Linked DNA regions of Mus musculus: all the other regions are linked to region 1. A link is a loop called in an ENCODE intact Hi-C map of the cell type or tissue named here. Cell type or tissue: heart. All regions are shown on one strand.

Region 1 (5,000 bases):
AGTCAGAAGACAAAATTCGATCCCCTGGAATTGGAGTTACAGAGGGTTGTGAACATCATGTGGGCACCAGGGCACTGAGCCTAGGTTCTCTGCATGAGTGAGAGCTCTTAACCACTGAGCCATCTCTTCAGCCCCTACACATGCCTTTTTACATGGGGGAGGGGGGCAAGGAATTAAATTCCTCTTGCTTGCCCAGGAAGCACTTTACTCCTGGATCCACTGTGCTTATGGTTACTCCACTAGGAAGTACATAGAGTATCCTGCGCTTTGTTCTAGGGCTGACATCAGTTTCTTTTTTTTTTAATTTTTAATTGGATATTTTCTTTATTTACATTTCAAATGTTATCCCCTTTCCCGGTTTCCCCCACCCAGAAACCCCCTATACCAACCCTCCTCCACCTGCTTCTATGAGGGTGTTCCTCCACCCACCCACTCCTGCCTCCCTGCCCTGGCATTCCCCTACACAGGGGCATCGAGTCTTCACAGGACCTCTCATTGATGCCTGAAAAGGCTATCCTCTGCTACATATGCGGCTGGAGCCATGGGTCCCTCCATGTGTACTCTTCGGTTGGTGGTTTAGTCCCTGGGAGCATTGGGGGTCTGGTTGGTTGATATTGTTGTTCTTCCTATGAGGTTGCAAACACTTTCAGTTCCTTCAGTCCTTTCTCTAAGTCCTCCATTGAGGACTCTGTGCTCAGTCTAACAGTTGGCTGTGAGCATCTGCCTCTGTATTTGTCAGGCTCTGGCAGAGCCTCTCAGGAGACAGCTATATCAGACTCCAGTCAGCAAACACTTCTTGGCATCCACAATAGCATCCAAGTTGGGTGACTGTATATGGGATGGATCCCCAGGTGGGACAGTCTCTGGACCTCCTTTTCTTCAGTCTCTGCTCCACACTTTGTCTCTGTATTTCCTCTCATTGAGTATTTTGTTCCCCCTTCTAAGAAGGACTGAAGCATCCATACTTTGGTCTTCCTTCTTCTTGAGCTTCATGTCTGGTTTTGTACCTCTCAGTGTATAGGATGGCCTGCTGCATCAGCAAAGACCAATTCATTGTGATCGGGTTAGGTTCTGCCCCCAGGCCTCAGGAGCCACACTCAGGAGTTCCTGTGGCCTCAGTCTGTGAATTGTATCTTGGGTATTCTGAGATTTGGGGCTAATATCCACTTATCAGTGAGTGTTTACCATGCATGTTCTTTTGTGATTGGGTTACTTCACTCAGGGTGATATTTTCTAGTTCCAGCCATTTGTGACAGCAGATGCTGGCAAGGATGTGGAGAAAGAGGAACACCCCTCCCCAATTGTTGGTGGGATTGCAAGCTGGTACAACCACTCTGGATATCAGTTTGGCGGTTCCTCAGAAAATTGAACATAGTACTACCTGAGGATTCAGCAATACCACTTCTGGGCATATACCCAAAGATGCTCCAACATATAACAAGGACACTTGTTCCACTATGTTCATAGCACCCTTATTTATGATAGGCAGAAGATGGAAAGAACCAAGATGTCCTTCAACAGAGGAATGGATACAGAAAATGTGGTACATTTACACAATGGAGTACTATTCAGCTATTAAAAACAATGACTTCTGTCATCATTTTTAAGCATGCCGTTGCTGCTGATGCTCTGCAACTTGGTAGTTCCCATTCTCTCTGCAGGAACAGAAGCTGGATAGGACCTTGGAGCATGCTCAACCACACCTCTTATTTTACTGATGAAGAGCCCAAGACTTGGAGCAGGTTAGTGGCATCACCAATGTCACACATCAATGAACAGCAGACCCTGTGTTTAATCTGTTGTGTCTGGATCTTTTCTCGTCAATGATGCTTGTATTTTGCTTGATGGCTGCCATCCGAGGACTTCCTGCCTCACTTTTTTTTTTCCTTACCCAGAAATGTGAATAGTTCTCACCTCAGATTGCCAGTTGTTGCTTCTGATTTTCAAGCTGAAGTACTCAAGTCTGACCACCATCTTCAGTCTGTGGTTTTCTCCCACTTGCCCCCACCACTGAGGTGACAGGAAGGAATGAAGGTGTTGGCCTTGACTCCGTGGTTGGCTTTCTCTGACGCTTAGCAGCTTCAGACTCTAGTCCGTCCCGGGCTCATGGTGGACCCAGGAGACTGCACCTGTTTTCTGGAAGGACACTAATCGTCACCTTCCTTAGGGTGACTGTGTTTCTCTTAGTCTCTGTCACTCATGGAGATGGCAATGCTGAGGCCACAGGAACTCCTGAGTGTGGCTCCTGAGGCCTGGGGGCAGAACCTAACCCGATCACAATGAATTGGTCTTTGCTTAGTGATGCAGCAGGCCATCCCTTACACTGAGAGGTACTGTAATGATAACTAATGCTATGGACCAACTTGATTAGGCAAGCGGATGACAAAATAGCTGAAGGGAAAATACTTTTGGTGTATTGTTATGCACAGTCTGGAAAAGGATCTACAGATGCCATATTTTCAGTCCCGGAATGAGTGAGTTTATTAAGTATAAGCAAGAAAAAGTAAAAGACTAAATGACAAGCGATAGGTAGTAAAATGTCATCAAATTGGGCTTTCACTTTGTCTCCTCTATATCCACCTCCAGACACTCCAAACCACCCAGCTTTTGCACAGTTGCCTCTGCATCTCCAACTTTGCTGTTGAGGCTCCCTCTGCTGGAAGGCTCTGTGTCATCTTTCCGTCGCTACTTGCTTCCTACCCTTCCCTTCCTGTCCCCTTTCTTAATGACAGGATCTCAGGCCAGGGAGGTCTTTAGATTACTATGTAGCAGGTCCTTCCAACCTTCCTGTTTCTTCCTCATGAGCTTGCCTGCTGCTGGGATTATCAGTGTGTGCTACCACATTCAGCTAGCTCTTGTATTTCAGACTAGTCCCAAGCATCATTTTTCTTCAGCTGTTGTTGAGTTGCTTCCATTCAGAGCCAAACCATCCCTGCTGTGCATGGGGAGGTAGGTTGCACTTTGATTTTAGGGGGTTCCTTGAGCTTCCAGTAAGCATTACACTGTTGTGTAGACCTTTAGTGTAATGCTGAACATTTGCATTCCTTGTGGGAGTCTGCAGTCTTGGTTTATGGCATGCGCACTGTGCCTTTATGGTTATCTCCCAGTGAAACTGAGGCCCAAGATACTGAAAACCTTTCATATAGACATTTCACAATTATGTGACCCATCGGCCAGGGGTTGAGTTGTATCCTGCCTGATTCCACTGAGCAAAGACTCTTGGAAGCTTGTATTCAACATGGCTTCTAGATGGTCCTGTGTGCCTTTCCTCACTGTTGAGTTTGCTTTGTGCCCTTCCACAGTGACATCATAGCCACATGAATGACTCTATGCTGAATCCTCCATAAAAGTCACGGAGCTGGCTTGTCTTGGGACTCTCCACTGCACGTACCACACACCTCACGCAGATTTCTCACATCAAATTCTCACACTTTCCAGTACATTTATTTATGACTCACTTTGTCACAAAGGGTGGGTCTGTTCTATCCACCCTTGTCACTCCTCAGTTAGCAGGACACTGGGTTCTGCTGCTCAGCAGAGGACAGGCTCCCATTTACACAGACTAGGAATCACCTCCAGAAGCCACAGTTGCCACTGAAAGTTGCCCTGGAAGGATGTTAGAAAAGGAACCTGACATCAGTGCAGATTTGGGCATCTCCTTGAGCCCTTGTGGCAGCTGTCTGTCTATCAAGACATCTTCCCTCCAGGTGCTGACTCTGATACAATGAGATCCATATCAGGCATATTTGGAAGCCAGCCTGGCTTAAATGTCTCATTCCCCAGCCTATCAATTTCTTCTTTTTTTGGAGGCAGGGTCTCACTGTCTGGCCTTAAACTTACAGAGGTCTGTCTGCCTTTGCCACCTAAGTGCTGGAATTAAAGGCATTGTGTCACAGTGGCCAGCCACCCATATTGTTTTGGTAACCACCATATGGGCACAACTTCCACAGATTATATCCTTACACCTATCAAGATGGCCAAAGTCTTTGGCTTTGGGGGGGATGATACTTATTTGTATGCATGCATAGATATATGCACATGCACACACATATGCCCAAGCATTCATGTGATCATAGGACAACATGTAAGAATCTGTTCTATTACATTGGTTCCTGGGATTGAACTCAGCATGCCAGGCTTAATGGCAAGTGCCTTTATCCACCGAGCTGTCCTGCTGACCCAGACATGGCTTCTTGCCAGAAAGTATAGTTCTCCCACTGTACTGGCTGGTTTTGTGTGTCAACAGAGAAAGGAGCCCCCCTTGAGGAAATGTCTCCATGAGATCCAGCTGTAAGGCATTGTCTCAATTAGTGATCAAGGATGGGAGGGCCCACCATGGGTGGTGCCATCCCTGGGCTGGTAGTCCTGGGTTCTATAAGAAAGCAAGCTGAGCAAGCCAGGGGAAGCAATCTGGTAAGCAGCATCCCTCCATGGCTTCTGCATCAGCTCCTACCTCTAGGTTCCTACCCTGTGTGAGTTCCAGTCTTAACTTCCTTTGGCAATGAGCAGCAATGTGGAAGTGTAAGCTGAATAAACCCTCTCCTCCCCAACTTGCTTCTTGGTCAGATGTTTTGTGCAGCAATAGAAACCCTGACTAAGACACACAGTGAAATGCAGTTGACCGATTGTGCCATGAGTAGTCTGCTTGGCAACAGAATTGACATGTATCGATAGCCCTACACCATATACACATGTGTATATGGGGAACACTAACTGAAGTCTGTGAATTGAAGGGGAAGAAGAGGAGGAGGAGGAGGAGGGAAAAGAGGGAGAAGAGGAAGAAGAGGGAGAAGAAGAGGGAGAAGAAGAGGGAGAAGAGGGAGGAGGAGGAGGAGAAGAAGAGGAAGAGGAGGAAGATGAAGAGGAGGAGGAAGAGGAGGAGAAGAAGAGAAGAGGGAGAAGAGGGAGGAGAAGAAGGAGGAGGAGGAGAAGGAGGAGGAGGAGGAGGAGGAGGAGGAGGAGGAAGAAGAAGAAGAAGAAGAAGAAGAAGAAGAAGAAGA
Region 2 (5,000 bases), 290 kb before region 1:
TGAAAAGCTTGTTAAGATGACCAAAACATCCAAACAGCAATTCTTTACTCTGGGGTTGGATTATAGCAATCATCCGGGCCAGATCTGTGAGTCGACAGAGCATTGGACTTGAGAAAGTAAACTGTTACATTTTATCTGGGAAAACCCAAACAGGAGAACCAACCAATAAGAAAAGTTTATGCAAAACAGGCTCTCTTGTTCATCCATTCTAAACATCCGTACATGTTATGTATCATTTCATCAGGAATTGGGGAAACATGGCTGAGTATGATGGTTCACCCCATGATCCTATGACCTGGGAAGCCAAGGAAGGAGGATCAGTTACCAAGTGCTTGAGGATCGGTGGACTATAGCTTGAGACAATGTATCCAAAATAAATAAATAATAAACAAGGTGGCTGGATATGAACCGAATTGCCACAATCTACAGAACTGTGACACCATTATCATCATAGTAATAATAATGGCGATGATGAAGATTTCAGAGGCTGTAGAGATGGCTCAGCAGTGTTTTTACTGATGAGCGGAATTCTGTTCCCCAGAACCCACACCAGGCACCTCACAACCAATTGTATACAAGCTTGGGAAGCAAATCTCCAGTTTGCTTCAGAATGCATCTCAAACGACATGAGCTTCAAGCTGTACTGTCTTGTACAGTATTCTAGTTTCTCTCCTTTCTATACAAATCGAATGTCTGGTCAAATACTGCTGAGCAAAGTTGTATGATAACAAGTCCTGAAAGAAGACCCTTTCACATGCCGCTGTGTATTGTTGGTTTTAGATAATATAGTCTAGCCAGTGCTTTAACCGGGTTTTCAGTAAATCGGGTAGGAACATACCAAGGTAATATTGTTAATGTAAGGGTCGGGGTTAGCAAGAGCTCTTTCTCAACTGTGGGGCTGTATGTGGCTTCTTAATCGGCTGGGGATCTTTTTCCGAGAAGCTTAAGGGCTCTCCAAAACGGCTGGACTTTGATGTCTACTGATTTCAACTACAACTGCTGTAAGCTTAGCGGGCGGGCAAGGAAGCAGGCGTCCGCCCGCCTCCTTGGCGTTGTCTCCGACGCTAAGGCAGGCTTGAAGCCTGAAGCTCCACTCCTCCTCCTCACCCTCTGGACGCTCTGGCAATGAAAACACCACCACGTGGCCTGCTGCCTTTGCCTCGCGCACCTTCGGCCAATGGCAAACGGTTTCTCCGACTAGGGGGCGGGTCGTCAACAGCTGTCCCGCCCACTAGCCCTATTGATTGACTAAAAGAGTTGGTGGCCAATCCTGGCTGTCTGCGGAAGGCTCTGTTCGGTCAGCAGTTCTGTTCCCAGTGATAAAGAGGCGGGGTGGGGACAGAGACGGCCTGGAGAGGGGGCGGGGCTACCAAGCTAGGTAGAAGGAGGCTCGGGGCGGGGCCTGGTTGGCTCAGGGCGGAGCTAGGGCTGTGAGGGGGTGGGGCTAGGTGCCCGAAGTGGAGAGGGCGAGGCTAAGTGGGAAATGTGTAGGGCGGGTCCTGAAGGTCCCAGGCAGGGCTAGAGCCGAGAGGGGCGGTACTTGAGGCAGGGGCGTGGCCTGGCTGTTTTAGGACCCAGCCGATTCTCTGAAGGAGGGGCGGGGGTTTGGAGTGGGGCGGAGCTAAATGGGAATCGTGTAAGGGCGGGGTCTTACGATGGAGGGGCGGAGCTAAGTGGTATCTGAGTGGGCGGGGTCTGTCTGGAGGCGAGCCCGGGGCGGGACCGACGCGGCAAGCCGGCCCACGGAGCCGGCGCGGGCGGGCTGCTGAGGTGGCTGTCCCCCGCTCAGAGCTGCGGCTTCTCGGGTCGAGCCCCCGATGGAGGCCGAAGCCGCAGATGCCCCTCCGGGCCGAGTGGAGGCGGCGCTCAGCTGCTTCTCTTTCAACCAAGACTGCACGTAAGCCACGGCGCCAGCCCCCTGGCCAGGGAAGTGGGGGACAGAATGTCGCCACCAAAGGGTGTTGTCCTGTAACGCAACTGGTGGCTAGCCGGGGCCTGCGCGCCGATGGTACCTCGGCAGGGCAGCCTGTGTCGCGGCGTTGCTCGGCTGTAGGGGTTTGAGCCCACCCAGACGACTGCCAGCCAGCGCCTGCCAGAAAGAGCCGGCTAGGGTGACCCAAACAAGTCAGCAAGGAGGGCGGAGGGGGGACCTTGAATGTGGGGGAGGGACTTGGTGTGGGCCACCTAGTGACCGAAAGGGAGATCAGGGACCAAAACAAAGGTGAGGGAAGGGAGGAATGTGCAACTTGACTCAAGAGGGAGGATGCAGAGAGTCGGAAAGATGAAGAAAAACTTTACCATTTGTCCTTGAGTATCTCAACGTGGCATTTGGGCAGGGCCTCGGACAAACAGTCAGTCTATCCCTGTGGCCCGACCAGCCCCAGCACTGGGCATCTTGGCTGGTCTCTTTGGCCGTAGGAAGCTTTTCTTTATTTGCCTTTCTGTGTTTACTCGCTGTCCACCCAGTCCCAGGAATCTCCTGGAAGCTCAGGAGCCCTTTCTCTGCCCCAGACAGCTTCCCATCCCTGAAGCAGGCGCTCCACCCTGTTGCTTTTAAGTGGCTTTTTAATGTTTCACTATGATGGTCAACGTTTAGACTTTGGTCCATAAACAAGGGATTGCTTGCCTGAGTTCTAGGCATCTGCAGGATTGAATCTTAAGACACAAGCTACTGTTTTCTTCCCTGTTTTTGTGCAAGCCAGCCTGGGGACCATATGGATTAATCTCTTTGGAATGTGGAGCCCTGAAGCATCAGGGCAGGGATGACCACTTCCCAGTGTCCCACTTCCGGCTGTACCAGTTTCTGCTCTGTTCCTGGTTTGGGCTCAGCTTCAGGCTTGTGCCTTGGCTGCTGCTAGCTGAACTGTGCTAATATTGAACATTCATTCGTTGGTGTAATTAAGGCCATAAGCAGCCCTGGTTTTCATTCCCTTTGTGTTTCTGTTTGAAAAACCCCTGCTCTGAACAATATGTCTTTGTTTGAAAAATCTGTGTGTGTAATCATATAATCCAGTAATTCGACAGCTTGGCTACATGAGTGACTCTCAGGCTGCCTCTGACCACAACCCACAATAAAAAAGTACATCTTACAACATCTCCCCATAGCCATAGATATGTAATATGCACAAACTATTAAGTGGGGTACCTTGTGGCATTTTCTTGGGATTTTGTTCTTGCTTGGTTTTAACGTTGTCTCATGTAATCCGGACAGCCTCAAGTTCCCTAGTAGAGGAGGATGAATGTCAAAGTTTCATCCTCCTGGCTCACGTTCTGGAATACTGACATTACAAGAAGTACCATCACACTCTGTTTGTATAGTGCTGATGATGGAACTCAGGGTACCCTATACATGCCAGACAAGTCCAGCCCCATTTCCTTGTGTGATAGGGTGAGCAGGGCAGGGGTAGGGAGCCTGCAGGGTACTGAGCCTAAGACCCAATGTCTCAGTCACCCTGAGCGAAGACTCAACCACCAAGCTATATGCCAGCCTGCAGGCACTGAAATTAGTATGTCTTTGTTTTTAAACCTGTTGAGTTGTTTGCGGGATTATCTCCTAAGAGGAGACTTAAATGCATGAGAGAATAGATCAAATTCTGATGTTTTGTAAGACACTTTTGCAAGAGTGTTCTGTTGCACTGCCTGTGGAACACTGTTCACCAGAATGTCTGTTGAAATGCTGGACAATGTTTTCCTTCCCAATTGAACACGGGTTAAGGAGGTGGGTGTAGTTTGATTACAAGCAGTAAATCATCTAAGTTATACTTTGTGATTGGATTTGGAAAACAACTGTTGTTGTCCACTCTACTTATTAAGCAATACAGAGTAACAGCCAGATAAGAATGCTGTTTTTCAAACACTGGAACTTGCTTTGAGAGTTGATTTCCTCCGTCCCCAGTGTCAGCTCTGCTTTTCTGGATGAAGGCTCTGCTGGGCAGCTCTGCCTCGCCTATAAATAAAAGGTCTTGTCACAGTCAGTTGCTTGGAGCCCTGGAGGGTATGACATTGAATTTTAAAATAAATCGTCTTCCTTGCTGGATGCGTTTAGGTGAATTGGTGTGTCTTTTTCTATCTGTGTGAGCTGAGTTGGAGAGCCAGTCTTTGTGGAGAAGGTAGATAAAGAGAGTCAGGTTTTACCAGTGTCCACCACACTAATGCTTTGTCACTGGGTTGGGCACCTGAACTGTATTTTAAAACTTGAATACTGGTTGAGATTTGTCTCCAATTCCACTTCTATGAGTAATAATGAGAATTTTGTTTTTACAGAAAGGACCTAGAGATAACATAAGATACAAATCTGAATTCCTTAATATGGAGTTATTTCTGGTCATAGAACAATCATTTAAAACAAAGGAGTGATCGCCACGCCCTTTTGTCACAAATTGGACCCTTCTGAGGGTAGCACCTTGGGAGGAATCCTAGGTACTACTGAGGCAAAAGCGAAAAGACCACTGTAACCCACAACCCCAGAGGCAGTACGAGTAACAGAAACTCTTTCACAAGCATTAAATGAAGAAACCCATTTGTTCCGAGATCAGGACTCACACCTGAAAATGATGGTTTTGAACTTACTTATTACCGTGTGTACGCACACAGGACGGGGGGGGGGGGGGGGGGGGGGCCCCGGGGGGGGGTGGGGGGGGTGGCACACTGGCCAGAATATGCATGTGAAGGTCAGAGGACAACTTTGGGGAGCTGGGTCTTCTCCTTCCATCTTTACATGGGGTCTGGGGTTCAAATGCAGATTACCAAACTATGGTTGAACCACCTCCCCAGCCCTTGACACCCACTTTAAATTGTTGAGTCGTTTGGTTAGTTTGTTTGGTGGGGCTTGTTTTGGTTTGGTTTGGGGCGGGGGTGGAAAGGATCGCTTTGTGTAGCCCTGGATGCTTTCAGCTAACTGGAGATCCTCCTGCCTCTGCCTCTGCCCCTCTGCCCCTCTGCCCCTCTGCCCCTCTGCCCCTCTGCCCCTCTGCCCCTCTGCCCCTCTGCCCCTCTGCCCC
Region 3 (5,000 bases), 130 kb before region 1:
AACTTCATAAAAATGACCATATGTGAAATATTTAACTGGGGGTGGGGATGGGGAATGGTATGGCATTTGTAGCCCACAATCTATTAAAATAAGATTTGGAGGGTCTGGAGAGATGGCTTGATAACACTCTTGCCGAGTACCCAAGTTCAATTCCCAGCGCCCAAGTTGGGCAGCTCACAACTGCAAGTAACTGCAGCTCTGGGAGATCTGACGCTGTCTTCTGGACTCCTTGGACACCAGCAAGCATCCACAAACACACACATACACACAAATACACGTAACTTAATACTAAGTAATCCTAGGAAGGAAGGAAGGAAGGAAGGGAGGGAGGGAGGGAGAGAGAGAGAGAGAGAAAGAAAGAGAGAGAGAGAGAAAGGAAGGGAGAGGGGGGATGGAGGGAGGGAAGGAAACAAGGAAGAAAACAAGGAAGAAAACAAGGAAGGAAGGAAGGAAGGAGGGAGGGAAGGAAGGAAGGAAGGAAGGAAGGAAGGAAGGAAGGAAGGAAACAAGCAAAATTTGGTGCCAGACTTGGTAGCATGCACTTATAATTCCAGAACCCAGGAGACAAATTCAAGAAGATCATGAGTTCAAGGACACCCTGCTCTACACAGTGAATTACAAAGTGGAGGTAGCACCAGGCAGTGAGGTCCCTGGGGAGCACTTTGGGTCCTGTCACCTACAAGAGTAAAAATGAATTCAGCTGCCTGCCCACCATAGTCTCTTATCCCTGCTCCATGTGTCTCCAACATTGCAATGGCTCTGAGCACCCCAGCCCTGAACACTAAGCTCTGACAGACAGAAAGGTGTTGCTGTTCCTGGTGGTGGCTCACGCCCGTAACGCCAGCACATGGGAGGCTGAGGCAAGACTGTCACAAGTTCCAAGTCAGTCTTCAAAAAGAAAGCATAATCAATCAAACTAAAATAAAAAATTCAGGAGTCACGATAGGGGCTAAAAAGACAGCGAAGAGTGAAGCATTTGCAGCACGGCTTGAGTTTAACCACAGAAGCCCACTGTGACCTCAGTCCTTGGGTGGGGGAGTGCGGCTCAGCTGCCCGCTGGTCGAGCTGAAAGAGCAAACCCCTGGCTCAGTGAGAGACCCTGCCTCAAAAGAATAAGGCGGGAAATAAATCAAGGTACCCGATCCTGACCTCTGACATCCACACACCCAAGCACGGGAGAGCCCACCTTTACACATGTGCACCCCCACAAATGCACAATGGATCATCAAAGTCCCTTTTCTAAACGTGTATTATTTTGGTACAAGAGAGATGGCTCAGCAAATAAAAGCACTGGCTGCTCTTCCAGAGGACCCAGGTTCGAGTCCCACCACCAACACAGCACCTCACAACAAACGGTAACTCCAGTCCCAAGGCATCCAATGTCCTCTTCCGTCCTCTGAGGGCAGCAGGCAGAGATGCAGTGCACGGGCATACATGCAGGCAAAATACCTACACGCATTAAAAGAATACATTTCCATTGTATTTTATGCATACGAGTGTTGTGCCTGAGTGTCTGTCTGTGTGTGGCTTGCGTACAGTGTCTGCAGAAGCCAGAAGACCTTGTCAGATGCCCTGGAACTGTTGTTGCAGACACTGTGAGCATCTATGTTGGTGCTCAGAATGGAACCTGGGTCCTCTGGTAGGGCAGCCAGTGCTCTTAACCACTGAGCAATCTCTCCAGACCCTCACCAAAGTAATTTTCAGATCATAGGTGTGAAAGTCAGGCAAGATCAGGCAGTTGCCAATGCATTAATTAACTGATTTTTTTTTCCATGATGACTCTCTTCAGCTCATTACTTTCTGTCCTTGTATTTAGACCATGTCCTTTCTGTACAAAGGTAGGATGTGTGCCTCTGTCTAGTTGCTAAGGTTATGTGCCCTTTTGAGACAAATGTGTGTGTTTATACTATGTTTCCAAACCCTTTAGCAATTTATCTCTTTTTTTTTTTTGAAGCAGGGTCTTATATAGCCCAGGCTAGTCTTCGACTGCCTATATAGCAGGGGATAACCTTAACCTTTTGATTCTCCAGCTGCCACATCAGTGCTGGGGTTATAGACATAGTTACTGTGCCCAGTTTTAGGGAGTGTTGGGGATTAAACCCAAGGCCTGGTGTATGCTAGGCAGGTACTCTACCAAGTGAGCCGTGGTCCCAGCACACAGAGTTATCGTTTTCACTCCCAGCAGTACATAGCTTCAGGACATTATTATATCTGGGGATCAAATGGAAAATACATCGCAAGTCTGAGTTTCAATCGGCTAAATTCAAGTCGCTTCCAGGTATATATTACACATAGATTCTGTATTCTGTCCAAAATAAACTAAAAATCAAAATCATCAGAATTCAGTTTCTCTCTTCCTCCCTCCCTCCCTCCCTCTCTCCCTCCCTCTGACTTGTCTGGGATGGCCTTGAACTCACTATCCAGCCAAGGACAGCCTTGAACTTCGGATCCTCCTGCCTCCATCTCTCAAGTGCCAGGGTTACAGACCAGTACTACCATGTCCGGCATGATTCTTACTTTTAAAAGCTCCCACATTCTGGAGTTCATTGATAAGCCATCCCGTGATTAGAAGCCACTGCTTTGAAGCTTTAAACAGTCATCAAACCCAGCTCATACGAAGGCAATTCTAACACATTACAGGCTGCGCCACTCCTCGAGATACACAGAACACAGAGGATTGGGCGGCTGTCCTCTACAGATGTGTCTCTAACACAGGTCTGCCATATCCAATAGGTGGGCCAGCCACCAAGGCACACTAGGTCCCCCTGGTGTTCATTTTTATAATGATTCTAACCACACAAGGCTAACAGTTTGAGTTTTCATGCAAAAACAAAAAACAAAACAAACAAAAACCCTATGCATTAAAAGCCAGATTCAAATGACGTCAGTGCACTTGGATCCCTTCCAGGGGAATTTAGACAGCAAGTCTGGCGCCCCAGAACGTATCGCCAACGAGTATTGAGAGCGAACACAACCCGGGCCATGCGTGTGTGTCACATATATTCACCTTTCCTGCCACTCAGGAAGACAAACAGGTTAAGGACCCTAGCAACTTTTTTCCTTAGGATCAAAGATGAAGTCCCTCCTCTCCCCTGACTGTTAGTCCTGTCTTTGTGAATGAACTCCTGCTGTGTAGTACCCACAGCACAGTGAGCTCACTCTGACCCCTCTTCTAAACTACGCCAACCTATGCTGTCTGCAAATCCCATCAGGACTACTGTCTGTCTGTCTGTCTGTCTGTCTGTTTGCTTGTGGTTTTATTTCTCTGGGAGGTGTTATTGAGACAAGGTCCACGTAGCTCAGGGTAGCCTCAAACTTGCTACGAGGCAAGGATGACCTTGAACTAATCCCCTCGCCTCTGCCTCCTAAGCCCCGGGATTACAGGCTTGTTGCCCTGACACCTGGCTCTTCTTTCTAAATATATCCAGGATCCGACTGAATTGCCATCCCTGCTTCTCTCTCTGAGCCAAGCTAAGGTCATCTCAACTGCATTATAACAATGATCTTCCAGCAACACCCTGACACCTCCTAAAATTCCCACACAGCAGCCATAGTGATCCTTTCAGAGCACACACTAACCACAACTCTTCAAGGATGAACCCTAGATAAGCCACATGGTGCTATTACTTTCTCCTCTGGTACAACTATGCCGACCACTGATCAATTCCCCCATCCCCACTCCTTGTTTCCTGGGGTGTTTAAACTGCACGTACGCCCGTGCACCACATACATGCAGTGCCCGAAGAGGCCAGAAGAGGGTATCGGACTCTCTGTTCCTGGAGTTACAGAGGGTTGGGAGCCGCCATGTGTCCACTGAGCCATCTCTCCCTTCAGTATGAATATGCTATATCCTTTTAATTTGCTTGATTCCAAATTTCAGCCCTAAGGAGGCATTCCTAACTGTCCTGTTAAAAAGGATATTTGGGACTGGGGGGCATGGCTCAGTTGGTATGAGGCTCACCTAGCATGCAGGAAGCCCAGAGTTCAATCCCCAGTGTTGCATAAAACCAGACGTGATGGTACATTCGTGTAGGGCGAAGAGTTAAGGCCATCCTTGACTACAGCAAGTTCGAGGTTTCCTGGACCACGTGAGACCCTGGCTCAACCCCCAATTTGCTTCTATTCTTTTACTCTGACTATACCATAAGAGCATTGGTTTCTTCCTCTACTTTCTCTCTCTTCCTCTAAAAAAACACTAGGGAAGACTTTTCTTTTTTTGTCTCTGCTATATCCTGAAGGGTTTGACAAGACCTAGCACATAGCCCCTGGTATTAAAACATTATTAAGAGACTAAACCATGTGAATGAGTGAGGTTTATTATCTTTCACTGATTGACAAACCCCTTTGTTATATGAGTTTTTAAAAATGGTATCTAGGGTCTGGAGAGATGGCTCAGCAGTTAAGAGCACTGCTTGCTCTTCCAGAGGTCCTGAGTTCAATCCTCAGCAACCTAATGGTGGCTCACAACCATCTATAATGGGATCCGATGCCCTCTTCTGGCCTGCAGGCATATGTGCAGATAGAGCATTCATAAGTAAATAAAGTGGTATCTATTTACAATGATAGCTTGAGAATCCGGTGCTAGCATAAAGTGCTTGGTGAGCCCCTGGAGGCTGAACACACTGTGCACAGAAACCACTGTTATTCCAAGACCGGAAGATGGGGTTCCAAGTGCCCATCGTGGGCATACTGTATGGTCTGTTGGCTGAAAGGGACAAGCCTTGATCAATGAGCAGAGCCCAAAGACAGAAGATGGAAAAAAAAAAAATGAATGCCATGTAGGTCTGCAAATGGACGGCTGTAAGATTAATATCTTACCCATGCAGATTTAGTTTTAACTCAGTCTGTTTCCTATCTGTGTGTGCACCTCCACCCACCTTGGCCCCACAGCCATGAAGCCCAAAATGGCCCAGAGCTTTCTAGATAAGAGTCCCACCTATGCTTAAATTTACAATTCTTCTGCTATAGCTTCATAAGTCCTGGAGTTTCGGGTGTATAGA
Region 4 (5,000 bases), 270 kb before region 1:
CCACTGAATACACCAGTTTACAACAAAGCTAGCCAGCATTATTGTTTTTATTATTATCTAAGAAGATATCTCTCATATGATCTTCTTGAAGATCGTTTTCCGGTTAAGCTTTGGCTCTGGAGTTCCTACCGTGTATGACCACTAACCTCAGTCACTGGGGTGAGAAATCTCCCCTCAGTGCTGCAGGGACACTGTCCCCACCCCACCCCATTATCCTTATAATAAAAATGGCTCCTGTCACCTCCAGAGTTTCCTTGGCTTCCTTTACTTCCAAAAGATATCGAGGCATCTTACATCCAACATGTTCCGATGCAAGTTTTCTCTCAAAGGCCAGGCTTGCCGCCTCAACCAAAGTGCAGACCTCCAGTGACTTCCACTCCGAGGAGGCTCCGCCCTCCCTTATCAGCGTGGATGATGAGATAGAAAACGTTTGCCTTTCCGGTAGTTGAACGTGAAGTTCCTAGCTAACTGTATTTAATCGTACTCAGGAAAAGCTAAAGCACGCTGACCTTTCCCACTGGGAAGTCCTGTTCGGTTAGGAGTGAACTCTCACAGGGCTCCAGAGGGTAATGGGATTGGAAGAGAGCGAACCTCTGATTGAGAGCCTTGGGCTGAAAACTGTGAAAGAGAATATTCTTTGTATCCCGAGGTCTGAGTGCTCAGCAGTGGAGGGGTCACTGCCAGTGTTAAGTCGAGAGGTCTCCTGAAGGTTTTCTCGATTCAAATCCTTTGTTCAGAACGGGATTTCTTAAACTCCTCCCCCCCAACAGCCCCTTCTCAGTTCAAGAATTTTTTTTAAATGGCTCTGAGCATATATGCAGACAAAATAGATATATATATATATATCAAACACTGGCTGATAATAGATCATAAATTTGTTTTAAAATAATTCTTGGGTATAATCTCACCATTTCCTGAAGACAGTAAAGTTTCCATACTGATGACACAGAAAGCTTGCTTCTTTTCACATGAGCAATCTAATCTCAGCTGAACATATGATTCTGTGTTTTTTTTATTTTATAGTTGGTAGTGCCAAAAGCATTACTTCAAACACCAGGAAGTATATTTAGGAGCATTGCGTGAGTTGTGTTCAAATCCCAAGCCAAGGTTCGTTTAACTTTCTGTTTTGTTTGGTTTTTGTTTTTCAAGATAGGGTTTCCCTGTGTGGCCCTGGCTGTCACTGTGTAGACCAGGCTGGCCTCAAGCTCAGAGATCCTGTGTCTGCCTCCCAAGTGCTGGGACTAAAAGTGTATGTGCAACACCACCGCCTTGGTTCACTTAACCATTTTAAAATGAAATTCAAATCAGCAACTCAGAGAGCAATTTTTATGACTTTAATATATTTTTATTAGATATTTTCTTCATTTGCATTTCAAATGCCATCCCCTTTCCTAGTTCCCTCTCCAAAACTCCCCTATCCCTTTCCCCTCCCCCTGCTCCTCAACCTACCCATTCCTGCTTCCTGGCCCTGGCATTCCCCTGTACTGGGGCATAGAATCTTCCCAAGACCAAGGGCCGCTCCTTCCATTGATGGCCGACTAGGCCATGCTCTGTTACATATGCATCTAGAGACACGAGCTCTGGGGGGTATTGGTTAGTTCATATTGTTGTTCCTCCTATGGGGTTGCAAACCCCTTCAGCTCCTTGGGTACTTTCTCTAGCTCCTTCATTGGGGACCCTGTGCTCCATCCAATAGATGACTGTGAGCATCCACTTCTGTATTTACCAGGCACTGGCATAGCCTCACAGGAAACAGCTATATCAGGGTCCTGTCAGCAAAATCTTGTTGGCATCTGCAATAGTGCCTGAGTTTGGTGGTTGTTTATGGAATGGATCTCCGGGTGGGGTAGTATCTGGATGTTCCTTCCTTCAGTCTCAGCTCTGAACTTTTCCAACACAAGACAATACCAATTTGATAGTAACATTCCAGGCAGTGTGGGGAAACATTGAATGTCTCAGCTTCCTATTAACTGTTGCTTTTTCTCTAAGGGTAGGGAAGTTTGTGTAGAGTAAAACCCTGCAGCTCTCAGCATATGGTAGCCATGAGTCTGAGCCAAGGTGCTCGGAAGGCTGTGTGTGTTAGCGGTGTGGTAGCACACACAGTATGGTGTGTGCACTTTGTGTGTTCAGAACCAAGGCTGCAGCGAAGAGATGCAAACCAGGCTGGTACTGCAGAAACACCCCAGATCCCGTATGTACCTCACTCCGAATTAATCTTTGCCTGCTGTGCATTCAGAAATGTTTCATGGTTGTCAACTTTTTGTGACTGTGTCCCTATGTGACCCCGGGGTGTGGGTGACAAAAAGAAAGGACTAGAACAAGCTACAGAAATACTCAAGCATGTTCCTCTCCTAGCCAGCAGGTGGCAGTAGAGACACATGGTTTTCAGGTGCCCTTTCCAGCCGTGCTCCTTTGGCCTCATGCTGTGTGTTCTTTGCCAGGTCTCTGTGCCCTGTCTATCAACCATTCCAACTCTTACCTGGCCTATCCTGGAAGCCAGAGTACAGGCGAGATTGTACTCTATGATGGAAACTCCCTGGTAAGTTCACAACGGTCCCTGGTGTACCAGCCTGCCCGCCCTGGCCAGCTGGTAAATAGACTTGATAAGGAGGCCCTGTTGCAGTGGGGTGAGCTGTATGGGGGAGCTCTCTGGCCACAGCAGTTGGGTGAAGGAAAATAAAGGGCATCTCTGTTGAAGCTCTCAGTCAATATTAGTTAACATCGCTGTGAGGCAGGTGCCAAAACAAGGCAGAACACCTGCCCACAGTGAAATCATTGAGACAGCTCACAGTCCATCTGCTTATGCTACCCTCTGCTCCCCGAGGGTTCATAGAGCAGGGCAGGATAACTCTGGAAATCCCCTAAAGAAGCAAGCAGAAAGATCCCCTAAAAGCCTGGCTTTGTGTCAGGCACATAGCTGGTCATCCACCTTCCCAAAGACAGGGTAAGGAACACACACACACACAGAGCTCTGAGAATGTCACAGAAGATGGGATGGAAAGGACAGAAGACCCAGGAGAAAGGGTGGCTCATAATAGAATGCTGCTTTCTGTACATGACACAGATTGTCAGTAACCCTGACATTTGCACTAGATCGGGCATGTCATGGAAGGGCTGGGGCGAGGGGCTTATGAGAACCAGCTCCATGTGGCTGTTAAATTGCTATGGTGGGGATAGGGGAGACATTTTCTTCAGTAGCATAGTTGCCCACTAAGTTGCCATTGCTAAGTTGCCCAAGACCCTGTAAGAAGCCCTCATTAGTTCACCAAAACAGAGCGAGGTCAGGGATCGGGGGGAGGGGGAGGAAGAGGGGTTCCTACTAGCAGAGCTCCATAGGAAACGATTCTCAGCTTAACCACAAGTAGCCCAGTGGTGAGCAGGGAGATAAGGCCGAGAGCAAGGAGACGGGGTAATTCATCTTCACCCTTCACCAGTATTGATCTGCACTTCTCCCCAACACCAACAGAAAACGGTGTGCACCATTGCTGCCCACGAGGGGACGCTGGCCGCTATCACCTTCAACTCCTCGGGCTCCAAGCTAGCAAGCGCGTCTGAAAAAGTAAGTGTATTCTGGCTTCCTCTCCTGCCTGGGCTTGCAGAACCCCTACTGAGGTGCGCAGACTGCAGCTGGAGCAGTAATAGCAACGTAAAGATTGACGGGTCTCTAGACCTGCTCAGAAATGGTTTCAGGGTGAGAGTGTTTGGACCCTGCCTGCAGTAGTCCATCAGTGGGTTTGTCCATATCAAAGGCAGACAGCAACGCAGAAGCAAGACACTTGGCATAAAAACTTGTAGTTTAAGCCGGGTGTGGTGATGCACGCCTTTAACCCCAGCACTTGGGAGGCAGAGGCAGGCAGATTTCTGAGTTCGAGGTCATCCTGGTCTACAGAGTGAGTTCCAGGACAGCCAGGGCTACACAGAGAAACCCTGTCTCGAAAAACAAACAAACAACAACAACAACAACAACAACAAAACCTTGTGGTTTTACTGAGAGACCCATGTGCCTATTGTCCCCAGATAAGGATGCATGTCCCATTGTCCACAGATGTGGAGAGATTGGACTCTGTTGACCAGAATAAACAAAGAAGGTGATCAAGTTACATTTCAAATGCCATGTAAACCAGATATATTTTAATAAGCAGAGATAGAATAGTCTATAAACGCAGAACAGTTTGTGATCACACAAGCACACGCACACACACTGAGAGAGCCTTGAACAAGGCTAGGGAGGGAATTTTACATGGGGTACACAGAGTTCCAAGAATTCATATTTGGCACAGTAAATATACAAATAAAAATGCCCCTGCACCCAAAGCTTTGTGCTCCTCCTCAGAGACAGACGCTCAAAGCCAGCAGAGCAAACTGCCTTGGGAAGGGGCCTCATCTCTGTGTGGAGCATCTGTGCTTAGGAAAAGGCCGTCTGCTTTCTCTCCCAGGGCACTGTCATCCGAGTGTTCTCTGTTCCCGAGGGCCAGAAACTCTATGAGTTTCGTCGAGGAATGAAAAGGTCTGTGTCCAGTGTCTGTCTCATTAAAACCTCCCTGGCAGCTGGCTGGGGAGAGGGCAAGGGCAGGCCCTACAGCCTCCTCCTAGAGGTTAAATGCTTTCCAAGTAATAGACTCAGGGCCCCACGGGGGTGGGGGGCATTGTAAAAACAAGGCAAAGAAGAGGGGGGGGGGCTTAATGCTGAGACTTGAGACCAGAAGTCAGGGTCTTTTGATATGGCCATGGGAGGGAAACCAGCACAGGAGAAAGCAGAGGGCCAGGGAATTACACACCGGACACAATGTCCGATCCCTGCACAAAGGGAAATAGGGGGCACCATCCTATGTGAGCGGTTGGGACCGGTTTTTGGCTGAGAGGTTTGCAGCTGGGTCTGTTCAGAGCACCTTGGAGAGGTCCACAGGCTAAGGAAGCAGGGCTCCCATCCTCTGGCTGGGAGGAAGGGCCAGGCCCTGTGGGTTCTACCTAAGCCCAGGGCTCCCCTTGAATCCCTCCCA

The links. Peaks named below come from ENCODE experiments on the same cell type or tissue, not always from the same donor. Only the 100,000 strongest peaks of a DNase experiment are listed, where the experiment ranks them.
Region 2: a loop joins it to region 1, with 2.5 times the contacts of the local background. A loop is called at or near these places in 4 of 42 quality-filtered maps.
Region 3: it touches region 1 in a loop (3-fold over the local background); 8 of 42 quality-filtered maps call a loop at or near these places.
Region 4: it touches region 1 in a loop (4-fold over the local background); 26 of 42 quality-filtered maps call a loop at or near these places.

What each region holds. Positions count from the first base shown.
Region 1 is chr11:109,314,762-109,319,761 of GRCm38, reverse strand. No RefSeq gene overlaps it. Among named protein-coding and RNA genes, the nearest start is that of Gm39441, 19 kb to the right of the region's middle. In heart, a CTCF peak has its summit at 2,656 (motif pointing left); no DNase peak of the experiment used is centred here; H3K27me3 peaks cover 1,319 bases.
Region 2 is chr11:109,608,130-109,613,129 of GRCm38, reverse strand. It overlaps Wipi1 (WD repeat domain, phosphoinositide interacting 1), which reads left to right and starts at 1,741. Exons shown (of 13, transcript NM_145940.2): 1 at 1,741-1,897. The coding sequence starts at 1,818. In heart, CTCF peaks have their summits at 1,948 and 2,221; DNase peaks (open chromatin) are centred at 1,339 and 3,947; H3K4me3 peaks cover 2,414 bases; H3K27ac peaks cover 2,872 bases.
Region 3 is chr11:109,443,551-109,448,550 of GRCm38, reverse strand. The region is part of intron 1 of Gm45916 (predicted gene, 45916); the gene reads right to left. Among named protein-coding and RNA genes, the nearest start is that of Gm45916, 6.0 kb to the right of the region's middle. In heart, CTCF peaks have their summits at 2,782 (motif pointing left), 3,758 (motif pointing right) and 4,504 (motif pointing left); no DNase peak of the experiment used is centred here; H3K27ac peaks cover 918 bases.
Region 4 is chr11:109,582,634-109,587,633 of GRCm38, reverse strand. Wipi1 (WD repeat domain, phosphoinositide interacting 1) reads left to right here. Exons shown (of 13, transcript NM_145940.2): 5 at 2,442-2,539; 6 at 3,467-3,559; 7 at 4,437-4,507. All of the region lies in intron 2 of Gm39442 (a long non-coding RNA gene), which reads right to left. Among named protein-coding and RNA genes, the nearest start is that of Gm39442, 6.7 kb to the right of the region's middle. In heart, a CTCF peak has its summit at 2,350 (motif pointing right); a DNase peak (open chromatin) is centred at 2,493; H3K27ac peaks cover 1,412 bases.